Regions from separate parts of the Homo sapiens genome. Here region 1 is linked to region 2. A link is a loop called in an ENCODE intact Hi-C map of the cell type or tissue named here. Cell type or tissue: PC-9. All regions are shown on one strand.

What was found. Hi-C counts contacts between places; a loop is a spot of excess contacts. Peaks named below come from ENCODE experiments on the same cell type or tissue, not always from the same donor. Only the 100,000 strongest peaks of a DNase experiment are listed, where the experiment ranks them.
Region 1: it touches region 2 in a loop (6-fold over the local background); 1 of 110 quality-filtered maps calls a loop at or near these places.

Annotation. Positions count from the first base shown.
Region 1 is chr4:103,133,932-103,141,931 of GRCh38, reverse strand. CENPE (centromere protein E) reads left to right here. Exons shown (of 49, transcript NM_001813.3): 35 at 24-182; 36 at 828-1,118; 37 at 1,518-1,676; 38 at 1,853-2,143; 39 at 3,483-3,581; 40 at 5,573-5,791. Among named protein-coding and RNA genes, the nearest start is that of BDH2, 38 kb to the right of the region's middle. In PC-9, a CTCF peak has its summit at 4,083; a DNase peak (open chromatin) is centred at 4,321; H3K27ac peaks cover 2,159 bases.
Region 2 is chr4:103,931,111-103,939,110 of GRCh38, reverse strand. No RefSeq gene overlaps it. Among named protein-coding and RNA genes, the nearest start is that of LINC02503, 26 kb to the left of the region's middle. In PC-9, a CTCF peak has its summit at 4,724 (motif pointing right); no DNase peak of the experiment used is centred here.

The DNA.
Region 1 (8,000 bases), 800 kb after region 2:
TTAAAATTTCTCTAATGGTAAAGGATCTGAAAATACAAGAGGAACTAAGAATTGCTCACATGCATCTGAAAGAGCAGCAGGAAACTATTGACAAACTCAGAGGAATTGTTTCTGAGAAGACAGATAAACTATCAAATATGCAAAAAGATTTAGAAAATTCAAATGCTAAATTACAAGAAAAGGTATTTTTATGGGGGGATTGTTTGATTGGATATCTAATTTGTTTGTGCCTAAAATTGTTGGGGATATAAAATGGTTCAACCACACTGGAAAACACCTTGGCAGTATTTACTAATGCTGGATGTAGCCTGCCTGAGGCCCAACATTTCCACTTCTTGGGTATGTACATAAGAGAAAAGAGTACGTACATACTTCTATAAAAAGACACAAGAATGTTTATAGCAGCCTTATTCAAAATAACAAAAAACTGAAAACTCAAATGTCTATCAGCAGGAAAATGGATACATACATTGTGATATATAGGTTCAAAAGCAGGCAAAACTGAACCAGGATGATAAAGGTCAGAATAGTGGCTGTCTCTAGGAAGGAGCACACAGAAACTTTATGAAGTGCTAGAAATATTCTCTGTTTTAATCTGGGTTGTAGTTTCATAGATTTACACCTGTGTCAAGAATAATTAAGTTATACATTGAAGATGAGCATGCTTTATATATATTATACCTCAAAAGAAAGTAAAATTCTGTGTGGAATTGTGCAGGATATCAGTGAGAGTAACATGGGTAGACAGTTGTCTTAATCAATTTAGAAACTATTATTTATCTGTCCCTAAAAAGCCACCTAACATATTATTTTATGATTATCTTAAGATTCAAGAACTTAAGGCAAATGAACATCAACTTATTACGTTAAAAAAAGATGTCAATGAGACACAGAAAAAAGTGTCTGAAATGGAGCAACTAAAGAAACAAATAAAAGACCAAAGCTTAACTCTGAGTAAATTAGAAATAGAGAATTTAAATTTGGCTCAGAAACTTCATGAAAACCTTGAAGAAATGAAATCTGTAATGAAAGAAAGAGATAATCTAAGAAGAGTAGAGGAGACACTCAAACTGGAGAGAGACCAACTCAAGGAAAGCCTGCAAGAAACCAAAGCTAGAGTGAGTTGTGTTCTCTCTTTACCCTACCATTATATTCACATATTTGGGCAAAAATACAGTGTTCACTGCAGCGTTGTGTCTGGTGACTAAAACCTAGAAATAATCTAAGTGTCCACCAATAATAAGGCACTATCTGTATAATGGAAAACTAAGCATAAGAATGGGGTATTCTTTTTGTGATATTGATTTAGAAAGATGTCCAAGTGGTATGAAAGGAGAAGGCTATGGGTGAGGCTACCAGCAGAAAATTTTACTTTACTCTTCTAATTTAGGAGGTTGTATAATGGTTGTTTTTAACTGTGAGTGTATAATTTTTAAGATTTTGTTTAAACTCAATCATTAAGTAAAGGTAACGTGCCTTTATATCATTACATTTCTTGATTTCTTCTAACCATAAAGGATCTGGAAATACAACAGGAACTAAAAACTGCTCGTATGCTATCAAAAGAACACAAAGAAACTGTTGATAAACTTAGAGAAAAAATTTCAGAAAAGACAATTCAAATTTCAGACATTCAAAAGGATTTAGATAAATCAAAAGATGAATTACAGAAAAAGGTATGTGTTGTTTTGTTCTTCTTTTGGAAGTAACTGTGCCCAAAATTATTTGTGGAATTAAAAAGATATAGATACAGATATGTAGATAGATATGTGCATATAGAACACAAGTAGACACTATTTGCCTTCCTTGAAGAAACTGCTTACATTCTAACTTGTTTTACAATTATCTCAAGATCCAAGAACTTCAGAAAAAAGAACTTCAACTGCTTAGAGTGAAAGAAGATGTCAATATGAGTCATAAAAAAATTAATGAAATGGAACAGTTGAAGAAGCAATTTGAGGCCCAAAACTTATCTATGCAAAGTGTGAGAATGGATAACTTCCAGTTGACTAAGAAACTTCATGAAAGCCTTGAAGAAATAAGAATTGTAGCTAAAGAAAGAGATGAGCTAAGGAGGATAAAAGAATCTCTCAAAATGGAAAGGGACCAATTCATAGCAACCTTAAGGGAAATGATAGCTAGAGTGAGTTCAGAGTCTTCCTTTGTGTAGTAACTATTAATAAGAATTAAGCTTTTTTGAAAAGAATTACAATGTTTTTATTTCTTTCTCTGGAAATTCCTATGAACAGTAAAGGACAGTGGGAAATGGTTACTCTAATTTTTACACAATAGAAAACAGTTTTAAAAGAAGCAAAAATATTTTCAGAAAATAACATTTAATTCTTTATTTTTATAAACTGTGTTAAAGCAGTCTATTTCCCTTAATATAACATTTTAAAGTTTTTTTTAATCAAGAGATAGCATTATTCTAAATGGAGAAATATTTGAAGGATTAGATTTGTAAGAGAGCAAATATTCCCATTTCTCTACCTATACATGCTGGAGTTCTAGAGTTGGGCTCTTATTGGTGAAGTTAAAAGGAAAAAAGGGAAGATAAATATAAAAATTAAGTTCCTCTGGTATGACTATTTATAGATATTCAGAATCATATATCTTAAAATATCTAATTAAATCCTCTTTTTGAAAGTAACAGAGTTCAGACAAGTTTATTAAAATCTGTAAAAATCTTTTTTATTCTCATATTTCTTTATGTGGGCCTGAACTAAATTTATAGAGAGATTTAATTCATTCATCAAATATTCTTCTAGGTACTGTAGTGAACAAGATAAGTGGGAGAAAATGTTTTTGTTTCACTTTATACTTTTTAATCAGAAATGCAAAATGTACACAGGATATGAACTTTTCCAAGGTGCTGGGAAGAATATATGACTAGGGTTTGAAACACCATAGACAGTACAGGTGGTTTTGCCAGTATATTTGGTTGGCGCCAATAAAGTGCATTAGGATAAAAGCAAGTGCCACTGTTAAAACTACAAGTGAATAATGCAGAGATTTGGAAGAGTAGGAATCAGAAATTAAAATCTAATTTATTTGTTTTCCTGGTTGTTTATTTATTTATTTATTTATTTTTATAGAGACAGGGTCTCACTATGTTGCTGAGGCTGGTTTTGAGCTCCTGAGCTCAAGTGATCCTCCTGCCTCGATCTCCTAAAGTGCTAGGATTACAGGCGTGAGCTACCATGCCTGGCCCTAAAACCTAATTTGTAGCTATGAAAAACAAATCCTGTCTCCAAAAATTAGATGATTTTTCTACTTTTTTACCAATGAGTTAAGGTCACTCCCTATAAAACTTACTGATACTATTATTCATTTTCTGATCATTTTAACATTGCTTTTGAGTGACAAGTATAATATTTAATTCCATTATTGAAATGTCATGTAATTTAGAAGTGTGCGATTAGACATTATATGTGAATATAGTCATGACAAAAGCCCTGTTTATTTTCTTTTTACCAAAGCAGGACCGACAGAACCACCAAGTAAAACCTGAAAAAAGGTTACTAAGTGATGGACAACAGCACCTTACGGAAAGCCTGAGAGAAAAGTGCTCTAGAATAAAAGTAAGTACCCCCTGTTAAAACTACAAATGATTATTGGTTGTCTTCCAAAGGCTTACCGAAACCTGAAGTGGGATTGAAGGAACCTCTGGAATAAATAGATAGTGCTCAGTATTTTTCTAAACATTGTAATCTAGTACAGGTGTGTGGGTATAATGCATATATACACACATACACAAACAACAATGGGAGCTTGTGAATTTAAGTCCTCACCAGAAAAGTGATACTTGAGCAAATACCTGAACGAGGTAAAGGGTCAGGCCATACAGATGTCTGAAAAGACCATTATAGGCAAAGGGAACAGCGAGTACAAAGTTCCTGAGGCAGAAGACTCTGTGGTGGTTCAAGGAATATCGAAAAGAGGGCAAGCTGCTAATGAATGAGATCAGAGAGTTAGCAGGGAAGAGGCAAGCTGTGGGACATGAAAAAAGACTGAGTTTTATTAAGTGAGGTGGAGATCCATTGGGGAATTTTTACCGCAAGAGAAACATAATCTGACTTAACATTTTAAAGGGATGACTCTTAATTGTTATATTGAAAATAGAGTGGAAGCAGGAAGACCATTATAAAGACTGATTTCAATCACCCAGGCAGAGATCATCCTGGCCTGGCCCAGAGAGGGAGCAATAGAGGTAGTGAGAAGTGTTGAGATTCTGAATATACATTGAAGGGAAAGCCAACAGGATTTACAGTCACACCTGTTGGAATGCAAGATCTCTAAGGACATTTTTGTTTTGTTTATGACTACATCATTTAGCACATTCCTGACATAAGTCAGTGTTCAATATGCTGCTGTATACCGTAGTTGATTCATCCTAAAACCAAAAACAGGAATCCCCTCTCCAACATTCCAGATTGATTAACATCTAGCTTTTCTTAAATTATTAAAAATAAAGGGCTCATTCTTGTGAGAACGCCCTTGTTTTATTGTTTAGCAGCCTGAACTAAACATGTTACCTACTACATGATTACAGTAACTTGAATTTTACATGTTTCTCTACCTGTGCTCTGACCAGTGTGTCACCTGCATAGCCTCAAGTCACTTGAGTCTATGGGTCCAGATTTATTGCATGTCTACTGTATGCCAGGTACCATACTGGGTGCTTTACCTCATGATATAGGCTTTATTGCTCCATTCATAAACAAGGAAACTGCCTTCCTCAGAAAGGAAGTTTAGCAGTTGCCCAAGGTTACACAGCTAGTAAATTGTTAGAATCAGAATTTTAAACTAAGTCAGACTTGTATCTGACTTAGTTCAAAACTTGGGTATAGAAACATGTTTATAAACATAATTTTGTCTCCTTCAAGTTAAATGACTGTGTCTGTTTTATAGATTACATAGGTATATAGGTATAGATCATATATTTTACTTGACCCCAGAAAACTTTGTGGTAATTATTGTAGTCTTCCTGTTGTTGTGAAAATGGCTCAGTGACTTCCCCAGTCAAGAAGTGGCAGAGCTGGAACCTGAACTCTACCTCTGATAAAGGGTTAGAAAACAGATTGTAGGCAGATAGTAGGATTGTGTGAAGTATCTGTACCAAGCTGACAAATAGGTGGTTTGATTCTTAATCACTTGTTTTATCTGCTAACTCAGACTGCCTACTATAAACATAAACCAGCACTCAACCATGAACTACAATACATACTTAATTGAATTTACTCAAATTTCTCATCAGACTTTGTCAATGTTGATTCATATCATGGATATTCAAAAAACTAAAAGAAAATGCATCAAAATGTTAAGAATGGTTGGTCCTGGCTTTCTTTGTTATATTTGCTTAAATTTTTTAAATTGCCATAATAATTATCTATTATTTCTGTTATCCAAAATGACAACAAGAGTTTCCTTTTGTTTTTAGACACAAAGGTCTTTATTTCTCTCCTACAGAAAATGTTAAAGCATAAGTTTTGTTACAATTCTAGAGTTGTAACTACTTATTGTGATATTAGAATGAATTGTTATAAATTGAGTGAATTCTCATTTCCTTTAGGAGCTTTTGAAGAGATACTCAGAGATGGATGATCATTATGAGTGCTTGAATAGATTGTCTCTTGACTTGGAGAAGGAAATTGAATTCCAAAAAGAGCTTTCAATGAGAGTTAAAGCAAACCTCTCACTTCCCTATTTACAAACCAAACACATTGAAAAACTTTTTACTGCAAACCAGAGATGCTCCATGGAATTCCACAGAATCATGAAGAAACTGAAGGTACCATCTTTTTTAGTAATATCCTTTTAAATATTTCAGTTATAAACATCAATGTATTTAAGTCCTGCTTCAGGTGCCGGCATATTTGCTATTTAGTATTCTTACTACCAAATTAAAGATTATGTGGGTCTGAGCATAGTAATATGTAGGATATCAGCAACACCTGAACTCTGCCTGTGGGCCTAGACATTATGTCAGGATGTTCAGGAGGCAGATGTGAGTTAACATCTCAAAGATCTCATAGTCTGGGGTGAGACAGACATATAAACAAGTATTAAGTGCAATGATAGAAGTGTATGCAAGTTATATGACGTACTAAATAAAATTACAGAAGATGAAACTGTAGTAGAAGCCAGACTCAATAACAAAGCTTGGAGTTCTTTTTGTAGATGGGGAATCATTAGACTATTGTTTTAAGTGGTGGTGGTAACAGGATCTGATTACCACTTAGGTACTAAACTAAAGAATACAGAAGAAATGAGTTTGAGGGAGATAAGCCTAGTAGCAGAAAGCAATAAGAGGCAGTTACAGTGGTCCAGATGAGATATTATATGTGACTGTACTACTAGGGAGGGTTTCACAGGGCTGGAGAGGACAAACGAGATTAAAGAAATATTTAGCAGCTTAAAATAGTAGGTCGAAATAATTGATAGTGGACATAAGGGAGAGAAGTTTAGATGGAGTTCTTGGATTTGGGCTTAGTCAGGTTTGTCGATAGTGGTACCATTAACTGAGATTCAAAAATAAAAAAGAAAGAGAAACAAGGTAGATGAGGCAGGAGATTGTTTAATTTGAGATGTTTGGGGGCTGAAATACCTATGATGGAACATCCAAGAAGAGAAACCAAGTAGACATTTAGATTTGAGTTTGAGGTTTGGCAGGAGAAAAATAAGAACTAACATTTGAGACTGATCAGCATATAGGTGATAGATAATACATTTGTAAGATCATCCAGAAAGCATAATGAAGACTAAGAGCCTTGGGATAAAAACAGAACTCTGGAAAAGATAAATGTCTAAGAGGCAGTAGCAGAAAAGGGAGCAACACATGGGTTCAAGGTTGGAAAAGTCAAAGATACAGGAGAGAAACTAGCAAAAGTACTGCTACCCAAATCAGTGGAGAAGAGTATGTCAAAGATGAAGTTATGAGTGGCAAATACTTCAGAGAGTCAGAATATGGACTGAAGATATTCTCTCAATGTGGTGATAATAGAACTCATTAGTGATCATTGTCAGAGAACAGTTTCAACTGGGTAGTTAAGGAAGAGACCAGATTATAAGAGGTTAAGGAATGGTGGAAGTTGAGGAATAAGTAAGCTGGTATCTGCCCTACCTGGGTAGATTGCCCTTCGGGCCCTGGTAATTCTTCCACAAATCCTGGTAATCAGACATCTAGAATTATTCATGAAGTCCATGAGACATTTGGCATTGAAATTATTGTCTCTTGAAGCCAAATATCTAAATATGCTTGACAAGGAAGTCTTTTTTTTTTTTTTTTTTTTTTTTGAGACGGAGTCTTGCTCTGTTGCCCAGGCTGGAGTGCAGTGGTGTGATGATCTCGGCTCACTGCAAGCTCCGCCTCCCGGGTTCACGCCATTCTCCTGCCACAGCCTCCAAGTAGCTGGGACTACAGGCGCCTGCCACCACGCCCAGCTAATTTTTTGTATTTTTAGTAGAGACAGGGTTTCACTGTGTTAGCCAGGATGGTCTCGAACTCCTGACCTTGTGATCTGCCCACGTCAGCCTCCCAAAGTGCTGGGATTACAGGCATGAGCCACCATGTCCGGCCGACAAGGAAGTCTTGAGGCATGTAACTTCATCTTTTTGGTTACCCAATCAGCGTTGGCAGGAGAGGATGTTGAAAATGAGTCTCATGAGTTTAACTGGGAAACCTGGGTGATTGGTAATGTAATTAGCCAAAAACTGGGCAATAGAAAAAGGAGGACTTGTAGAGAAAGGGATCATGTTACGTTTTAAACATGTTGAATTTGAAGTACTTGTAAGACATCCAAGAAGTATATCTGGTAAGAAGTCAGAAATAAGGAATTATAGGTCTGGGAGTTAGTTATTCTCCTAAGATACTAAGAGGAAAAACTGGGGATAGAGAGAAGCTCTTTCCCTTTTCCTCACTTGTGAGAGGATATAGGTAAATAAGAGATGTCATCCTACCTCATAGTCTCAAGGATGAAAACTTTCTCTACATGTGACAA
Region 2 (8,000 bases):
CCAAGTCTCACAGTCTCACCCGAGGTCCTCAATATAATACCCGGGTATCACTGCTGGTTATTCAGGGCCCAAGGGCTGTTGAGTTAGCAGATGATGAATGCTGGCAGGATGGGGTCCTTTCCTTCAAGGCAATTAGTTTCCTTCTGGCCCAGGGTGTGTCTAGAAATGTCATATGGGAGCTAGGACCTGGAATGGGGACCTCATGTCTCTGAAAGATGCCCTATTTTGCTCTGGCTCGGATGGTATCCGTGATGCAAGACACAGTCCTCCCAACTCTTCCCTCTCCTCCCCTCCCCTGCCCTCCCCTCCCCTCCTCTCCTCTCTTCTCCTCTCCCCTCCTCAAGCAAAAGGAAGAGATCTCTTTAGGAGAGCAGCCTGGGCTTCAGAGAGGGGTGGTGCCAGCACTCCCTTAGCTGTCCAGCTGGTGTCTCAGTATATGACGTGCTCCCCACCCCTCACACAGACAACTGTCTCTGGGCCTAACTCAGCACTAGGACACATCAAAGAGTAGCAATCCTTATGGTCTAAACTGCCTTTCAAGTTTACTTGGAAACACACGGTGCTGTAGCCCTTGGTGACAGAGTTTGCAGGTGCTCAAGTTAGGACCACTGGAATTGGTGATTTCCCTCTGGCTAGGGTTGTTTTAAATCTTCCCTTCATGAGTAAGCATCAGTCGAGTGTGGTCTGGTTTTTCTTTCTGATATTACAGGGCAGCACTGAGTTCATTGCCTCACAACTGCTGTCTTCTCATTCCCCCAGTGTGTCCGAAATTGGTGGGTTCTTGGTCTCACTGACTTCAAGAAAGAAGCCGTGGACTCTTGCGGTGAGTGTTACAGTTCTTAAACATGGTATGTCCGGAGTTTGTTCCTTTTGATGTTTGGACGTGTTCAGAGTTTCTTTCTTCTGGTGGATTTGTGGTCTCGCTGGCTTCAGGAATGAAGCTGCAGACCTTCACGGTGAGTGTTACAGCTGTTAAGGCAGTGCATCTGGAGTTGTTTGTTCTTCCCATCTGGAGTTGTTCATTCCTCCCATCTGGAGTTGTTCATTCCTCCTGGTGGGTTCATGGTCTCGCTGGCCTCAGGAGTGAAGCTGCAGAGCTTCCAGTGAGTGTTACAGCTCATAAAGGCAGTGCAGACCCAAAGAATGAGCAGCAGCAAGATTTACTGCAAAGAGCAAAAGAACAAAGCTTCCATTGTGTGGAAGGGGACCCGACCTGGTTGTCACTGCTGGCTCAGGCAGCCTGCTTTTATTCCCTTATCTGGCCCCACCCACATCCTGCTGATTGGTTCATTTTACAGAGAGCTGACATCTGTTTTACAGAGAGCTGATTGGTCCATTTTGACAGGGTGCTGACTGGTGCGTTTACAATCCCTGAGCTAGACACAAAAGTTCTCCAAGTCCCCACTAGATTAGCTAGACACAGAGCACTGATTGGTGCATTTACAAATCTTGAGCTAGACACAGAGTGCTGATTGGTGTATTTGCAATCCCTTAGCTAGACATAAAGGTTCTCCAAGTCCCCACTAGATTAGCTAGACACAGAGCACTGATTGGTGCATTCACAAACCTTGAGCTAGACACAGGGTGCTGATTGGTGTGTTAACAAACCTTTAGCTAGACACAGAGTGCTGATTGGTGTATTTACAATCCCTTAGCTAGACATAAACATTCTCCAAGTCTCCACTAGATTAGCTAGACACAGAGCACTGATTGGTGCATTTACAAACCTTGAGCTAGACACAGGGTGCTGATTGGTGCATTTACAAACCTTGAGCTAGACACAGAGTGCTGATTGGTGTATTTACAATCCCTTAGCTGGACATAAAGGTTCTCCAAGTCCCCACTAGACTCAGGAGCCCAGCTGGCTTCACCTAGTGGATCCTGCACCCGGGCCACAGGCAGAGCTGCCCGCCAGTCCCGCGCCATGCACCTGCACTCCTCAGCCCTTGGGTGGTCAATGGGACCAGGTGCCGTGGAGCAGGGAGCGACGCTCATCGGGGAGGCTCAGGCCGCACAGGAGCACACCCGTGGGGGGCGGGGTGGGGGGCAGTGTGAGACTCAGGCATGGCAGGCTGCAGGTCCCGAGCCCTGCCCCGCCGGGAGGCAGCTGAGGCCCAGCGAGAATTCGAGCACAACCCCGGCGGGCTGGCACTGCTGGGGGACCTGGTGCACCCTCCGCAGCTGCTGGCCTGGGTGCTAAGCTCCTCAGTGCTCTGGGCTGGCGCTGCCGGCCAGCCGCTCCCAGTGGGGGGCCTGTGGAGTCCACGCCTACCCGGAACTGGTGGTGGCCCACCAGCGCCCTGCGCAGAGCCAGTTCCTGCCTGCGCATCTCCCTCCACACTTCCCCACAAGCAGAGGGAGCCAGCCCCGGCCTCGGCCAGCCCAGAGAGGGGCTCCCACAGTGCAGTGGCAGGCTGAAGGGGTCCTCAAGTGCTGCCAGAGTGGGCACTGAGGCCGAGGAGGTGCCGGGAGCCAGCGAGGGCTGCGAGGGCTGCCAGCATGGTGTCACCTCTCACCGGCACCCCAGCACCTCTCTGCACCATGCTGCTGCTGCCAGGGTTGAGGGAGAGGTGATGTCAGAGATTCAGGACTTTTTAAGAAAATATCTTCAGTACCTTTTTCAATGGTATAAAGATAAAACCAGGTACTATAAGTGCTCACCTGATTTTTGGTTCTTGAAAAGGTGTTTTCCTGTGTAGATAGTTGTTAACTTGGTGTCTTTGTGTGGAGGATGATTGGTGGAGCTTCTATTCGCCATCTTGCTCCACCCTCTCCTGACTTTTCAGTAAGAGCCATTCTGACTGGTATGTGGTGACATCTCATTGTGGTTCTGATTTGCATTTCTCTGATGATTATTGATGATGAGCATTTTTCATGTGTTTGTTGTTTCTGTTGTTTCATATGTATGTCTTCTTTTGAAAAGTGTCTGTCCATGTCCTTTGCCCATTTTTTTAGTGAGATTATTTGGTTTTTGTTTGTTGTATCGTTTAAGTTGAAGTAATACCAAGCACACTCTCAGACCACAACACAATAAAAATAGAAATAAGTATCAAGAAGATCTCTCAAAAGTACACAAATACAGAGAAATTAAACAACTTGTTCCAGAGTCACTTCTGGATAAACATCAAAATTAAGGCAGAAATCAAAAAATTTATCAAAATTAATGAAAATAAGGACAAAACTTACTGAAATCTCTTGTATGCAGCTAAAACAGTGTTAAGAGGAAAGTTTGTATCTCTAAATGTCTTCATCAGAAAGTTAGAAAGATCTCAAATTAGTAATTTAACTTTGTACCTAAAGGTACCAGAAAAAAAGAATAAACCAACCCCAATATTTTTGCTTTTTAAGTGTATTTCAGTTTAATTGATCTCTTTACTCATTAGCATAAAATTTTTAAATACAATAATACCAAATTTATTTGAGGTTTTGGAACAGTTGTTTTTCTGTAATGTGTTGTATGTGTCTTTGCTTGTTAGTGTGTGCACACTTTCTCTCTCTCTTTCACTCTTTCTCTTCCTCTTTCTTCTCATTCTCTCTTTAGAATTTTCTTAAAACTTGATCTATTGTGTGTTATAATATAACTATATTTGGGGTAACTTACATATTTCAAGCCTCTAATAGTAAAGAAAATATTAATGTTGAGTAAGACTGGATCATCACACTGTTTGTGATGACAGTTTTGTATATGCCTGGAGGTTGTTTAATGGTAGAACTAGAAAAACACTCCTGCCCAAGGCTACCTGCTAGTGGGAGTCTCCATCACAGGTGGAGCAAGCTCTATGTTTTCTTAAGAGCTGGTTCCACCACCAGGAAACCTAGACTCTTAAATAGGCTCAAGCTCACTTTTGAACCGCACAAAGATCTCACATCTTTGCAAAGGGAAAAGGAACATGTTCTGCCTTTTTCCTCACTGTAGCTGAAGTCGCAGAAAAATTGGGACTCATTTTTCTTCCCTGGATGTCAAATGGTGAGATTTCTTTAGTTAACTTAGTTTCAAAATTTATAATTGACACACAATTGTATGTATTTATGGAGTAAATTGTGAACTTTCAATGCATGTATAAATAGTACAATGATCAAACTGGGGTAATTATCATACCCATCACTTTAAAGATTTACCAATGCTTTGTGGTGACAATATTCAAAATCTCTTCTAGCTGTCTTAAAATATACACTACATTATTATTTGCTGTAGTCACCCTGTTGTGTTATAAAACACCAAAACTTATTATTTCTGTTTAACTGTAACTTTGCACCCAATGACCAACCTCTCCTGGTACTCCCTGCCTATCTCCACTAACCTCCTTAGCCTCTGGCTGGTGAACAAAAGAGAAAAGAAGTATATTTATTTTTGTCTTTACATTTATATTGGAAAGTAGAATAATTAAATTATATAAATCTCCTTAATACGGCAAATTAAGTATTTTAGAATAAAAAATATATTTGATATTGAAATAATTGATAATTAGTCAAAGTTCTTAATTATGGTTTCTGCTATGTATCATTCTTCATTTTCAATATTTTCTCCAGATATCATAGAAGTAAAATGAAATATGAAGAATAGTTAGACATACATGCATACACATAAGGAAATACATATATATTATGTCTACATAGAGTTTCTACCTAAGAAAAAATTAAAACAAATTGTGGTGTGCGAAGTGAGATCTAGTGTTATCAAATGTTCACACTATTTGCAATGCTAAACTGAAGGTCTGCCACTAGAGGGCAGTGTTTGACTAATAATTAAAAGTTATAACTAATGCCTTATAGACAAAATAGATACTTGACCAACAGTTCACATAAAATTATCCTATCAGTAAATAACAACTTCACCTCTGATCTTACTTAATTTTCCATTTGCCTTTGTGGTTTTGTTTGATGCCTATAACTTTTAGTGATCCAAAGATCTGCTTCCCATGAAATCCCTATGAGATCATTATTTTGTTTAGGTAGCCTTAGAAGCCTTCTTTTCTCTAAATCGGCTGCATTCTCTGACTTGATACTCCTTGACCTGGCATTCACTTATGTTTAATCAAGAAATAATGCCTCAAGTCATCACTATTAGCTCTATACTTAGAGGTTTTCAGATAGATCAATAGAGAGATGATAGAGATAGATATAGAGATGATAGAGATAGAGATGATAGAAATATAAATGGGATATAGTCTCTCTTCTTAAGAGCTTAAATGACAGTGTGCCTGTTACTGACCACTAACCACTTAGGACCTCCTGTGTTGTTCTACAAATCCTGCCCCAGTCTTACTATATTGTCTATTTCTCTCACATTCAGCCTATTATTTCCTAAGTTTATACTTTATTTATTGCTGGGAAATTGGTGTGCTTACATATGATTTTAATAATACAAGCCGAACTGGAAATAATGTAACAGCTGATCTTTTTTATTTTTATATTTTATTTTATTTTATTTTGAGACGGAGTCTCGCTCTGTCGCCCAGGCTGGAGTGCAGTGGCGCGATCTTGGCTCACTGCAAGCTCCGCCTCCCAGGTTCACACCATTCTCCTGCCTCAGCCTCCCCAGTAGCTGGGACTACAGTCGCCCGCCACCACACCCGGCTAATTTTTTGTATTTTTAGTAGAGACGGGGTTTCAGCGTGTTAGCCATGATGGTCTCGATCTCCTGACCTCGTGATCCCCGCCTCCGCCTCCCAAAGTGCTGCGATTACAGGCGTGAGCCACCGCGCCCGGGGCTGATCTTTTTTTAAATGCACTTTTAAATTAGAATTTATTCCTGGAGACGGTTAATGATAATATCTGTTTAATATTTGCTTTTAAATTTTATTTGTCCATTTCTCATTAGCTAATATTTATGAATATTTCCCATATGGCTAGCACTGTAAGTGTAGGTTAATTCTAATTTTAAACCTATGACATAGATGCTGCAATTATTTCCAATTTAGAGCTGAAATTGAGGCTGAGGATATTCTTAATCATTTACCCTTATGAAACATGAAGATCTAGGCTGTGGTATATTTGAGATCAACATGCAAGTGGCATATGGTGTAAGTGGCAGAACTTGTTTTCTTGATGCTAGAGTTGGTAATACCTCCTCTCAGGTTTTCTATAGGCAGCAATTTTTAAGTAACCTGATTGGGCACACAGTTTTAAATGATCTAATTTAAAGCCCTTGGTGACTCCTGAACTATTGGGTAGATGTTATTAAGTTTATTATTAAAGTCCTATCTGTATATTTTTATGCTCACAAGATCAATTAATCTGTTATATTAATGAATTATATAATAAACTCATTGCTAGGATCTGAGAGTACAAAAATTGACAATATTGACTCCTCAAAGAGTTTTAATGATACATGGAAACAGTATATAGAGGTTTTAAAAATAATCTTAACTAGCGATAAAATGGGATAAGTCACACATATCAAATATTTTATGTACACAACGTTTTGATTCCAAAAGAAGTAGTTGTGCTGAGCAAACATGTTGCTCTCCACCTAGAAGTCAAAAAGTCACATGAAATAGTCCTCTGCTTCTGATGACAGAAAGAGAGTAAAAGCTCTGTAAGTATATCTGGCCATGGATATGAGCAGTGGCCATAGTGGTGATGACTCCAATAGTCTGGGGTGCATTTGAAACCAAACTGAGCTCTCTAGCCTTTCTTATGACAAACATCAGATTGGGGACATGGCTCAGTCCAGCCATACTTACTAGTTTACAGAAGGAACAGCAAGATGATATAACAGCAAGTCAAGTACATTGGGCCACATTCCTACAGGTCGGAGAGTTTGGAATATATGAAACTCTGACTGCTTGGAATCTAGACTAACATATAAGCCACACAGAAAGACCTGGTAATTTCAGGTTCCCTTAGTAGGTGATCACAGAAGATTTTTGGGTTTCCAGACTGGAATGAGCTTCCAGACAGGCAGAGGGGCCCCATTCTAGACTGCCGGTGGCTGAAGTACCCTTTACTCATATGTCCCTGGATGACTCTTTCTGCATTTTTTTCAAAGACAAGAGGCTTATTTTAATGTCCCCATAATGAAGCCAAATCTGAGGATATTATTAAGCTTTTTATAGATGAGTAAAACTTTCAACTTTGAATGTATTTTAAGTTATTTTAAAAATCAGTGGTTTTCTGTTTGAGACATAATTCTCATAAAAATGAAAATAAATAAGCAGATTTCAATGAATGGCTGACAAATGAAAAGCAACACTTTGTTTTAAATATTGATACTCAGGAGTTGAAATTAGGGAAAACAATGGTTCAATTTTAATGTGAATAACAATCCGTTTAGCCCAAGTGAAGAAGAAAGAAGCAGACTGTGAGCAATAACTTTCTTGGCATTTAAGATGGATATATGCACTTTTTGGCATCTGATGAAAATTGCATGTCTAATTCAAAGTTATTTCATTTTTCTTAGCAGAAAACATAGGACTCAGATTCAAATATATTGTCCTAATGTTTAGACAGTGTTTGGTTTGTCTTTCTGAAAGCATACATATTCTTTTTGTTCCCTGAAAATTACCTCAATGCATCACAGAACAGAAATAGAAAGGATCTCTACTTGGTATCTCAACGGTTTCCTTTGTAGTAAAGCACTGTCAAAAGACCACAGGTGAGAACCTGGATCCCACACTAGCTAGAATTCATTCAGCAGGGAAGCAGCATGCTAAGACTAATCAAAAGAAGTCTTCAGTGGCTATACAGACATCAGGCAAAGTAAATTTTAGGAAAAAAAATATTATCTGAGAGACAGTGGATCATTTTACAAGGATAAAGGCATCAATCCATCAAGAAAGCATAACAATATTATACTTTGATGTACTAGTAACAGAGTTTCAAAGTGCATGAAGCAAAGACTGATATGAAGCAATGACAGGAGAAATCAATTAATGCAAAAATAATATTCAGAGTTTTCAACATCTCTTTCTCAATAATTGATATAATAATTAGATAAAAATTAGTAAAATATAAAAATACTGGAAGAAAACTATTAACTAAGCTCAAAGTTCAATCAG